Linked DNA regions of Homo sapiens: region 2 is linked to region 1. Evidence: chromatin contacts called from ENCODE Hi-C or POLR2A ChIA-PET data. All regions are on one chromosome and are shown on one strand. The core of a region is the stretch at or near the end of the contact, and the rest is flanking DNA. Distances in the headings are between cores, read along the strand shown. Region 1 overlaps FMNL2 (formin like 2). Region 2 overlaps FMNL2 (formin like 2).

Region 1 (5,477 bases), core at 2,747-5,246:
GGATGTTTTTATCCTTTGGGTTAGAATCTAATACTGCTTTATTTTGTTTGAATCGTTTCAGCTTTGACCATTGGGAGCTCCTTACTTGGCTTCTGTGTCCCTTTCTTGGCATACACTCATTTTTTTTTTTTAAGTACTTCCTTTCTGGCACTACAGAATTCCTCTTTGACTTTTTGTGTGCCTTTGTAATGCTTTCTGCCTGGTGTAGGAGTAGTGACAGATCACATACTTGGTGGCCTGAAAGCTAAGGTTTTGGTCTCAGCTCTGCTGCCCAATTCACGTCACCTTTGTGACCCTGTTGTCTCTAAAATGATCTTTAGCTAACAGAATTATAAGAAATAAATGTAGGGCCGGGCACAGTGGCTCACGCCTGTAATCCCAGCACTTTGGGATGCCAAGGTGGGTAGATCATGAGGCCAAGAGATTGAGACCAACCTGGCCAACATGGTGAAACCCCCTCTCTACTAAAAATGCAAAAATTAGTTGGACATGGTGGTGAGCCCCTGTAGTCCCAGCTTCTTGGGAGGCTGAGGCAGGAGAATTGCTTGAACCCAGGAGGCAGAGGTTGCAGTGAGCCGAGATCACGCCACTGCACTGCAGCCTGGTGACAGAGCGAGACTCCGTCTCAATAAATAAATAAATAAATGTAAAAGGACTTCACACATTGGTTATCAATCCATACCCCCCGCCTTTTTTTTGGACATTGAAGCACATCTTCAGACTTCCATCTCTGGGTCTTTCTGCAGCCCCAGAACATGTTTATTGAATGAATTAATGCATCTTCAATGAATGTAACTGTTACTACTGTGTATCATCGGTTTGTTCAGTTAAATACGTATCAATGGACAAGCTTTTCCTTTCCTACATAAACATTTTGTTTTTTGGTTATCTTGTATCTCCTCACATCCCATAGCATTGCAGTGGTTCACAGGCACTTAACAGAGAAAGGGGACACCAAGCTGAATTTAAATAGAAAAAATAATGAAATATATATCATCTTTGGGGATAATGTCATTTTCTGTTTCTTCCTACAACTTGAGCCCTCAGAATTACTCGTAATGGGGTGTTTGTGTCATCTGATTGCCAATGATGGCTGAGTGAGTGAATGCATATTTGGAGTGACCTGGAATTCTGATGTAGGTAAGGGATTCAGAAGGATTATGTTTAGATTAATTTTTCTGCAGAGTTCTCCAGCAGAGTCCTAATCAAAAATTGGTGGTGGTGGCGGTGGCAGTGGCAGCAGCATTAAACACAACAAAGGCAGAACGGATCCTTATTTGCATCATTCAGTCCAGTGGGTGCCGTTAGCTACCATCCTAGAGTGGGTGTGGAATAAATTATATGTATAAAATTTTTTTGAGAAGAGGAGGATGAGCTGGTCACATGTGGCATTTTCTCCCATGTTGAAATAACATGAGATGGAGAACATTGTGTGTTGATGTCTATCTACAAGTTGATTTTTGTCTTAAGATAAGCAGAGCCTCCCTACAACAGGCCCTGAGTACTGCATCACCTTCCTCCAGTTTGAAAAACTGACGGGGGTTCTTACCAGTCTTTGTTAATTCCTGTCTCCGGAAAGAATGGTTGGTAAAGGCACATCCGTATTCTGACATGTTGAGAAAGAAAGGATACATGCTTGGGAACAGAAGTTGAGGCTGTAAATTGTTGGTGGTCTTACTAGTATTGGGAGGCTGTTTTATCCCTGGCATCTAGCTGCTTGTATGGACGCTGGGGTTCTAGAAATAAGTTTTTACTCCTTTGGCTATAATGAGCTGGGCATTATCATTAACTAGAAGGCTGGATTGGAAAGGTTTGGGAAGCAAAGGTCCTTCTGACATTCAACGCATCTTCCTTTCTGGTCTTTTTTGGAGCAGATTTTTCTTCTGTGCTCTCTAGGAAGCTGATGTGGTTCCTGTCCTCCAACTGACCAGTACCTAGAATGTCAACAGAATGACTCATGTCCCCAACATCCTGTCCTTGTTCTGGAGAAAGGGAACTGTTTGCCTTTGGAAAACACAGTGCTTACCTCTGGAAAAACCCCAAAGCAAGCATAGCTTCAACACAGTTTTCCTTAAAGCTCTTGTGATGTCTTGTGATTTTTTTTCCTTGTGACTTTTTGTAATGAAAGTGTTGGTTTTCCTGTGTCTACCTTGCGTGCCAGGTGGTTGAGAATTAGGGAGCTTTAGGTGTTGGAAAGGACCCTAGAGACCAACTGGTCCAACTCCTCTTTATGGTTTTAGAAACAAAGGCCAAGTTGAAGTAAAGTGACTTGAGATCTAGAAACTGGTCAGTGATAATCAGGACTAATTAGTACCTGGGTCTCCTGATTCCTGGTTCTGGGTCTTTGATTTTTATGGTTTGCAGTAGGTTTTTGAACAGTTCACTTGGCTGCCTTATTGGAAGTTCTATCTATGCAGAATGATATTGATATGGGTGGATATTTAAAACTACATATATTATAACATAGTAAAGTCTTTAAGAATACATGATATACATTGAGTTGTTATTCAGAAGCTAGGGGGATGTAGAAGAGTAAGAATTCTTCTGATTTTCAGGACATTCTGTCATAATTTAGCCTTAAGACAGATTTTGGGCAAGGTATATATATCTCTTGTGACTACAAAAGGAGGCTGGATTAGATTAGTTTCATTTGTTGTTTCAGGCTCTGAAATGTTATGATTCCCTATGTCTATAAGTGTATGCTGCACATTTTTTTCCTTCAGTAGTAGAGAATGTCTGCAATGTGGTTAAATCCTTATTCTTTAATTCCAGTATTATAGAATATGGGTTCCATGTAATTTACATTCATGTTGTTTTTCTTGTCAAAGAGGGAACTGAGATAGTTATCTACTGTGTTCAGTAGCATTTTGAGTGGGGAGAGAGAGCTATAGTGTAAGCTTGAACTTGAGCAGACATTAGCACTCTGTTAGGTTACAATTGGTGTTAACAGTAGAGAAAAGAATCAGAGGAAGAGGAGGAAAGAGACTGGTGTGTGGGAGCTAAGGCCCATTATTTTGTTATGGGCTTCTTCCCCTTTTGAGTGACTTAAATGATGTGATTGAAGATATTTGATAGCTCCATCAAGATGGTAGTCTCAATTCCTTCTACAGCCCACACTTTCTCCTCCTAGATTTGAATTGTTATGATGGTAGCATAATTTTTGACAAATGATGTTTGTGTGGAAGTGTACCTTTTATCTGAGTTGAGTCATTGCTTTTGATATTATCACCTCCATTTTACAGATGAGCAAATTTAGTCTGAGAGAATGGTTAAATTTAGAATTTAACCATATGACCTTCCAGGCACCACGTACTGTTCCACTTTAAGTCTAAGACGTTTCATTTACATTTTGTTCTTACTGATTTAGAAAAGTTTATTGTTTTCATTTTCTCACATTACTTCCTGGTGCCTGGCATAGGACTATAACTGAAACATTTTTATAAATGATTTAAAGGTATTGAATGTGATGAACTGGAAAAGAAGAAAAAAGCTTCCTGAGTCACCCAGACTTCATCCTGGCTCTGTCACTTTGTAATCTTGAGAGGAAAGATTAACTTCTCTAAGCATCAGTTTTCCCACCTGAAAAAGTCAGGAAAATATTATTTTCCATACTGGGTTGCTGGGACGATTAGAAACCGAGCATCTGAAAACTCTTTGCACAGTGCTTAAGGTAATTAATGAGTGTTTGTCATTATACTTATGTTGATGTTAAATTAACATCTTAAAGAACTCTAAAATATTTTTCACTTTCTGTTTTTGTTTTTTTTTTCTTTCCCCCTGAAGCTTCAGAATGTCATTTCCTCTAAATGCCTGCCACCCTCAGGGAGTTCTAGTAATAGGGTGAACATAACATCAATGGAATATGAGGAGTTACTATTAGCAGATGCTATTTGTTTCCCTTTTCATTTCTTTTTTTACAGTCGTTTGGGAGAAACCCTTCCAGCCCTGGGCGATGCGGTGTGTCAGTGTCTGCCTTTCTGCCGACTCCTGACAGCGCCTCCCTTCAGGGGTGTGGGTGGAGCTCTTCATGCCTGCCCCTCCTGCTCACATTTCTCGGTTCACTGGAAAAGTCCCCAAATCTTTTTGTCTGCTCAGTTGTGGCCTAGTAGCCAGAGTGGCTCGTGCATTAAACGAAGAGGAACCTATGTTTCTTCTCTTTTCAGCATTTTGGCTGAATTTTGAATTTTTATCTGCCCCATTGAGTCTGTTGGCTCTGGCTGCTGCTGTACCAAGCCCTCTTTCTGGTGTTCATAAACCAATGAGAGTACAATTTCATGGCCTGGGTCAGGCTTGTTTGTTGGTTTCGTCTTAATTAGAAGCAAACCTCTTTGTCTTCCCTTTTCTTCATCTTCCAGGGAGAAATGGATTTTCTAGGCTGAGCAAATTAATCATAGTGGTGTCTAATAAAAAACAATCACCACTGCAGTACCTGGCACACAGTAGGTACTCAGTAGCTGAAAGAAACAGTTCCTGTAGCTCTTCCAAGGTATCCAGCATTTTGTGCAGGTAGGCTGGGGGCTGCTGAAGGATCTGTTTGTGAAAGACGAGAATTAGCTTAAGTAACTTGGGTTGGAAAAGTCACTCTGCCTTCTGAGTGACATATGGGGGCTGGAAGGTGGCAGAGAACAGGGTTGGAGAGTTTCTCTGGTAGGTGGATTAGTGTTGTTCCCAGCTCAGAATAAGGTACATATTTGAAAGTTACTTAACACAGAGCCTTGGATTCTGCCTGTAGGATAATAGATATTGAGTAGTTGTGATAAGTAATCATATGTAGCACTTAGGTCTTTTTATCTTCAAAGAACTTTTTTAAAAAAAACACTTTTAAACACAATGAATTCTACCTTGTATCTTTATCGTAGCCCTAATGTTCTCTTCTGTGTCTTTGTCGTATTATGTTTCTTAGGACAAGTGAGTAAGCTTTGTCAATTGGTTTATAAAACATTTATGCATTTAAAGCTTCCAGGGAGTGAGAATTGAAATTACAGTATCTGGGGCTTCATATTTGCTGGCAAACTGCTGGCTTAGCATTTTCTTCCCTCTTGTCTGTTTTTCCCAAGCTATAGCAGAGATTAAATGAAATTTAGGAATTGTGTGTGAGATTTTGTTTCTCCTTGAAATACAGATGCTCCTAGACTTACGGGTTTTTTTTTGCCCTGATAAACCCATTGTAAGTTGAAAATATTGACAATATTGTAAGTCAAAAATGCATTTAATATAGCTACCCTATGAAACATCCTAGCCTAGACTACCTTAAACATGCTGAGAACACTGACATTAGCCTATAGTTGGCAAAACCATCTAACACAAAGCCTATTATAATAAAGTGTTGAATATCTCATGTAATTTATTGAATACTGTACTGAAATTGAAAAAACAGAATGGTCGTATGGGTACTGGAATTATGGTTTCTACTGAATATATATCGCTTTTGCACCATTGTAAAATTGGAAAATTGTAAGTCAGGGACCATCTGTAGT
Region 2 (5,772 bases), core at 838-3,337, 60 kb after region 1:
GAACTCAGCCATGACTTGTAATACAGTGGGATCAGTACTACCATGGCAGCATCAACAAGAAACAAGTGCGATCTCATAGCCCTGCGCAAGTAGTGAACTACCAGCAAAGTCGGAGAGGCTTCATAGAGAAGGGGAGTTGAGCAGAGTTCTGAAAAGACTCCCCTCTGACTAGTGGGACAGGGCATTCGTGCAGGCAAGAACACCCTGTGCGAAGGCACTGAGGTGTGAAGCAGCCTGGTGTGTTGGTGAGTGCTCCACAAGAGCCATGTCAGACCTCAATTCAGTGCTATTTTGTGTGTTGCAGGCAGGAGGTTCAAAGGAGCCCGAGAGCAGGAAGGCTGACCAAGCCAGATTTGGAAATACTTGGCTGGGATGTTCCTGGTCAGTGGGCTATTTGGGCAAAGTGGTTAAAGTGGGACAAAGGCACAGGGAAGGAATCCATGGAGGGAAGGGGAGAAATGGCTCCTTTAGTATCTTGAATGAGGCTTTTGGATGTGAGTCCAGGTACAGTGCTATAGTTTAATTGCTTTTGCTTCTGTTTCTTTAAGGATACATTGCACTTAAACCCCAGTAATTATTCCAGATTTTGTTAGTGGATATATCCCCACCCCCCATCTGGCTCAAGCTAAGCAGTTGGCATAAGTAGGGGAACAGAAGGCTCAGAATTGTCCACTGGAAGTACTCGGCTTTTCTTTGGAGAGATCAGGTTTCTTCCATGGGAAAATGATGTCAACACACTTATCTTAGCACTTTGCCTCGAGGGCACCTGTGGGCTTGCGCCTAGAGCAAAGGAAAGGGGTTCCCTAAAACTTCCTTTCTGTTTTGGGAACATGGAGATGTGATAGAATATCCCTGATAAAAGCATCAGTTTATGGTGGAGGTGAGAGTTTATGACCAGGACCAGAAAGTTGCTAGAAAGGTTGCTAAGTGGAGAATTATGGTTGGTTATTTTCAGGAAGCAACTTAATGTTGTGGGAAGAAGCACTGGACTAGGATTTGGGAAATTTGAGGTCTAATCTTGATTTTACCTTAACTAATAAGATGATCTTGATCTTTCTGAGCCATGGTTTCCTAACAGGCAAATAAGGAGACTGGTTAGGAGACTCAAGAGAGCATATAGCAGGTGTGGTAAACCATGCAGCACTTTATAGTGTGAGGACTGTCTGAACCCTGTCACTTGGCGCCTCCATCCGGACACCACGTGTGCCCTCCTGCCCGCTGCGGGGGAGGACATGCCCCTGATGGGTCTGGGCTGCACTGGCCTCTGGGTGACTCATTGGCGTTTTGTAAACCACCTTATCTTTGAAGAAAATGTTTTCCACTACTAGTAAAATTTCTTTCTTTTCTGTCTTTATTTGTTTCTCTTTAAAGTTTTCTTAAACTGAGCTAACTTCAAAGAAGTATCTGGAATTCTCTTCTTCCTCCTTAACCACTTATAGCCCCCTTATCCCCAGTCATCATTGTAGTATATCTAATTGTTGGTGGATATAATGTGGGCCACTTTGGATTTGAGTAGTCAAAATCAGAGCCTGGCTAGTAATTGGGTTTGAAGGAGAGTTGAGCTGAAGTCATCTCATGAAACAAAAATGGCAAAAGACCATCCTATTAACACTGGACTTCCTTTGTCTTCCTTCATAAGATCCCTCAGGCTTTCCTTAGTATTAAGGAGCAGGGGGAGAAGACGGTGGCATATACTGCCCTTTAAATATGGCATTTCTGAACTTAGCTCTCCTTGTACTTTATCAAGTGAGTTGTCTTCCTCTCTCAACTAGATCCAAAGAAACATGGCAGCCTCTGCAGTCCCCGTGAAGTGCTGTGAGTGGGATGCCAGCAATAAAATCATGTCTTTCTATGGATTTTTGGTTGGTGTTCTAAGGCTTGCCGCTTCTCTTCCTAATAAGCCTGCACCGATTTTGTCCCTGAAGATTTGAGGCTGTGAAATATTCTTCCTTCTTCCTGCCTCCTCCAGTCTGGGAAGCTTCACTTATAGCCAGAGGGCTGAGTGAGGTACAGCTACTCCTACAATGAGGCAAGCCTTAGTGTTCTTGGCTTGCTTCACTGTGTTTCTGACACTGCCTTACCTTAACTCTTGAGTAAGCCCCGTTTCCTGGGCAGAATCTCACTTCTCCTTTCTTGCTGGTCATTTGGCTCTTTTTTTTCTGACAAGAGCTGGATCTTGCTTGTTTACCATCTACCCCAGCACCTTATTCTTTTTTCTTGGAAGTGCCAACATATTCCTCTACGTGCTGAACCTGTTCAGTAATTCTTGTTGGATTGTCATTCCTTTGGCAAACTGAAATGAAACACACAAATCTCAAAATAGATGTAACCAGACTCCTCAAACTTAATAAATACCGTATGTGCTTACACTAGGAATCTTGCTTGTCCCGTTTGTTAACGGGTACTTCACCCCACTCTCCTGCCTCCTGCTTCTTCCCTCGGCCCCTGTTTCCTACAAATCGAAGGCTGACAGAGCTTTTCCCCTGTGAATGCTGCTGACTTTACCAGCAGCTCATCCTGTGTAGTTACGCTGCATCTTTTGATGCCGTGCACTCGTTTGGATAGTATATGCTGTTTAAGGAACTGTCTGTGCTTGTATTATTTTGTTTGTGGAGGATGTAAATGATATAGGGTTAATTCTGATTGCCATCTTCATAGTGAGCTCGCTGTGGACTTTATCAGTATGTACACAGCATATGCATGTGTGCACACAATAGGTTTTGCCATGGAGTGCTTCTTTCTTCCGAGAGCAGGCCTGGTCAACTGTTGATGCAAGCAACAACATTTGTTTATTGAGTTCTTAATCTGCCAGGCACTGTGCTAAGCTATGTGTGTTTTAGCTCATTTAATTGTCAAAATAACTTGGTTAGGTAGGTACTGTTGTCATCATCACCCCATTTTAGGAGGACCTGAAGCATGGAGTTGTTAAGCTACTTGCAAGTGATCAGAAGATCTGGATTTTCAAGCTGGGCAGTTGGCCTCCAGAGCTCAGGCTCTTACCCATTTCTAAATCACTGCTCCTAAGTTGCTAAGGCAAATGATTGAACCAGGAATTGGTTTAGCCCCTGAATGACAAAGCATAGAGTAGTCATGGCTTCAGTGTAGCACTGATACCTTTATTTGAGGGATTCTGAAGAATTCTGACTTTATTACAGCCCTTGAGGCCTTTGATTAAGAAACTAATTCCCCTGATACATAATGAGATTTCTCTCTTGTTTCCTCAAAAGTGAGTGTGTATAGATCTAGGGCTGTGCCGTCCGATACAGGAACCACCAGCCTTTGAGGTTGTGGAGCACTTGAAATGTGGCTAGTGTAACCTAGGAGCAAACAGTTTAAGTTTATTTCAGTTCAATTAATTTACATTTAAAAACACTTCAGTTACTGGAAAACTTTTTCTGTATTTGGAACAACTTGGGTATGTGAACCTGTTTTTTTTTCATTTGTATATTTTATGAAATCTAAACATAAGTGTATCTGCTGAAAATTTAGCATGTGAATTACAATGTGCTGTAAGTAAAAATACACAAGATTTCAAAAGCTTATTTTGCATTTTTTCCCCTACTTCATTAATAATTTTATGTTGGTTACATATTGAAATGATATACCTTATTTAAGCCAGTATATCCAAAACATTATTGAAATCAGTTTCTTCTTTTTACTTTTTAATGTAGCTACTAGAAAATTTAATTCCATATGTGCTTCTCATTTTAATTCTTTTAGACAATGCTGTTTTAGAGCATAGATGTGAATACTCCCCTGTACAACAATACCTTACTGAAGCAAGTGCTCAAAAGATAATTATTGAATAGGTGATTTGAGGGTGGGAGCTGGCTAGAGAACTCATTCAATGGGGAGAGATAATGGAACCTGATTACTTTGTTGAAATTGGTACTTTAGGATATAAATGAAGTAATAATGATGCATAATAGACTCCACATAACATACACAATGCTTTATAGCCCTTTCTGTAAATTACCTCTTTGACTCACAACGTGATAAAATGAAAGTGGAGAAAATTAACATGAGCCAATTACTCTTGTTCAGATTGAGTTTCCTGTTTCTGCCATGAGCTGGAATACACTGACGCTGTTGATTCGTTTTTCTTCCTTTTGGGTGGATTTTGCAATTAAGCATATGAAGCCCTCCAGGACAGGCCTCCTCCTGGCTTCTTTTGCCTTCTTGTCTGCTGCTCACCACTTCCCTTGTCATCTGAGAACCTTTGCATACGTGTCATTTCAGCTCTTCCTGATATCATGTGTAACACCGAGGAGGAAGTCAGTGCCTCTGGAATCAGAATTAAGTCTCTGCATTGCCTTGGGACACCCCATGCCTTGAGAAGTGACACAGCTATTGTCAACACCTCTCATTATCCACCTACTTCTGACTACTTTTCTCTAGCCTCCTTGGCTAGTATCCCTTTTCCCACATGCTCCCTAAATGTTTGTTTGCACCCACAGCTGCACCCGTCTTCTGACTCATGCCATTTCTTTGTTATTCTGCATGTTGCCTGAGCCTTCCTATTCACTCTCAGGACTTCTGCTCCCCCTTGCGTGGCCTGTCCAGTGGTTGTCAAATTGGGGTGGAAATGCTGAACCTCCTGTGTCCTTATGCTCCGCTTGGAGAGGTCATCAATTGAAAATTCTTTGCTTAATTGAGCATGCAATTAAGAGTAAGGAAATACATGTTCTGATCTTTTTCTTCTGCTATGTTTTCTGGTTATAATTTTTTTAAAAAGAAAATAATGTCTCCGTCCTTTAGTTTTCCCACCTTGTAAAATGGGAGCAGTATGTGCATCCTAAGGCTAGTCTGAAGAAGCATTATGCCGTCATAGAGAAACACAGTAATTCTATGGTGTGCCGTATTTGGCTGTATACTGCATTTTAGAGTAGTTAACTACCATTGGATTTGAAATAGTACATGAAACTGAAACACTGCATTTATTAATGAGGGTAATTTATTCCTAGGAAACCTTTTTAAAAATGAATGTCTCCTTTAAGTGTTTGTTGGTTTCCCCTTTCCTGACCATACCCTCCCTGCTTTGTGTCTGTGTTATTTCTTTTAAAATTTCAAATAGATTTGAATAACTTAGCTTAAAAGATAGCCTCTCCCCTCCCTAATAAAGGACAAAGGTGGCTATTTTAGAGGTGGGTGATATTTGAGGCTGAATAATGCAATGTTTACGGCATACACAGGAAGTGGGAAGACCTGGGTTCTGGTTCCATTTCTGCCTTTTCAATCATTTTGTGAGCTGAGCAAGTCCCGTAATCTCAGGTGATGTGTATGTCCCTTAGCACAGGGCCTGTTCTCTAGTAATTGCTCAATAAATATTAACCATTATTATTGGTTGTCTTCTGAGAATATCACTTGAAGATTTAGATGAAAGTATTTGGAAGATTGCTGTCTACGATTTGTCAACCGTGGCTGACAACTAGGACGTGGGAAAGTAGAGAAGAAGCTGATAAAGATGAAAAGCTCATCTATAGAAAGATATTGAAAATTTATTTCTTCTAGATTACAAAATGACATTAGATATTATACCCTATGAGAAAAAATACGCTTAATCAACCCATTTTCCTCTTATGGCCATAATTAGTACATAGTCGCATCAATAAAGATTGACAATATAGCCTTCTCATATTGCCACTTCTAGATCCACTTGTAGGCTTAATTTTGGATCATATGCCGGATTTGAATTGTATTATGGAATCACAGAGATTGTCATGGTGATATGCAGTTCCAGGAAGGAGTGAATCGTATGTTCTGGTTATTACA

What was found. A loop is a pair of places that touch in the nucleus more often than their neighbours do. ChIA-PET counts read pairs that join two places held with the same protein, here RNA polymerase II (POLR2A). Pooled maps may share reads with other maps.
Region 2: a loop to region 1 is called in a map of B cell, with 2.0 times the contacts of the local background. The contact joins two enhancer-like sites. A Hi-C loop is called at or near these places in 7 of 168 maps with a recorded cell type or tissue (B cell, CD14-positive monocyte, Caco-2 and 4 more), 11 of 37 single-sample maps with no recorded cell type and 6 of 50 pooled maps. POLR2A ChIA-PET finds 5 or more read pairs at or near these places in 4 of 52 experiments (GM12878, MCF 10A, PC-9 and 1 more).

What each region holds. Positions count from the first base shown.
Region 1 is chr2:152,403,440-152,408,916 of GRCh38, forward strand. The region is part of intron 1 of FMNL2 (formin like 2); the gene reads left to right. Among named protein-coding and RNA genes, the nearest start is that of FMNL2, 71 kb to the left of the region's middle. RefSeq lists an enhancer at 1,836-2,130. Within about 2 kb of position 3,997, at least 21 of the 41 ENCODE cell types and tissues checked have a DNase peak (open chromatin) inside an H3K27ac peak, as active enhancers do; they include B cell, CD14-positive monocyte, GM12878 and 1 more, where a contact is called at or near this core.
Region 2 is chr2:152,465,029-152,470,800 of GRCh38, forward strand. All of the region lies in intron 1 of FMNL2 (formin like 2), which reads left to right. Among named protein-coding and RNA genes, the nearest start is that of FMNL2, 130 kb to the left of the region's middle. Within about 2 kb of position 2,088, at least 15 of the 41 ENCODE cell types and tissues checked have a DNase peak (open chromatin) inside an H3K27ac peak, as active enhancers do; they include B cell, CD14-positive monocyte, GM12878 and 1 more, where a contact is called at or near this core.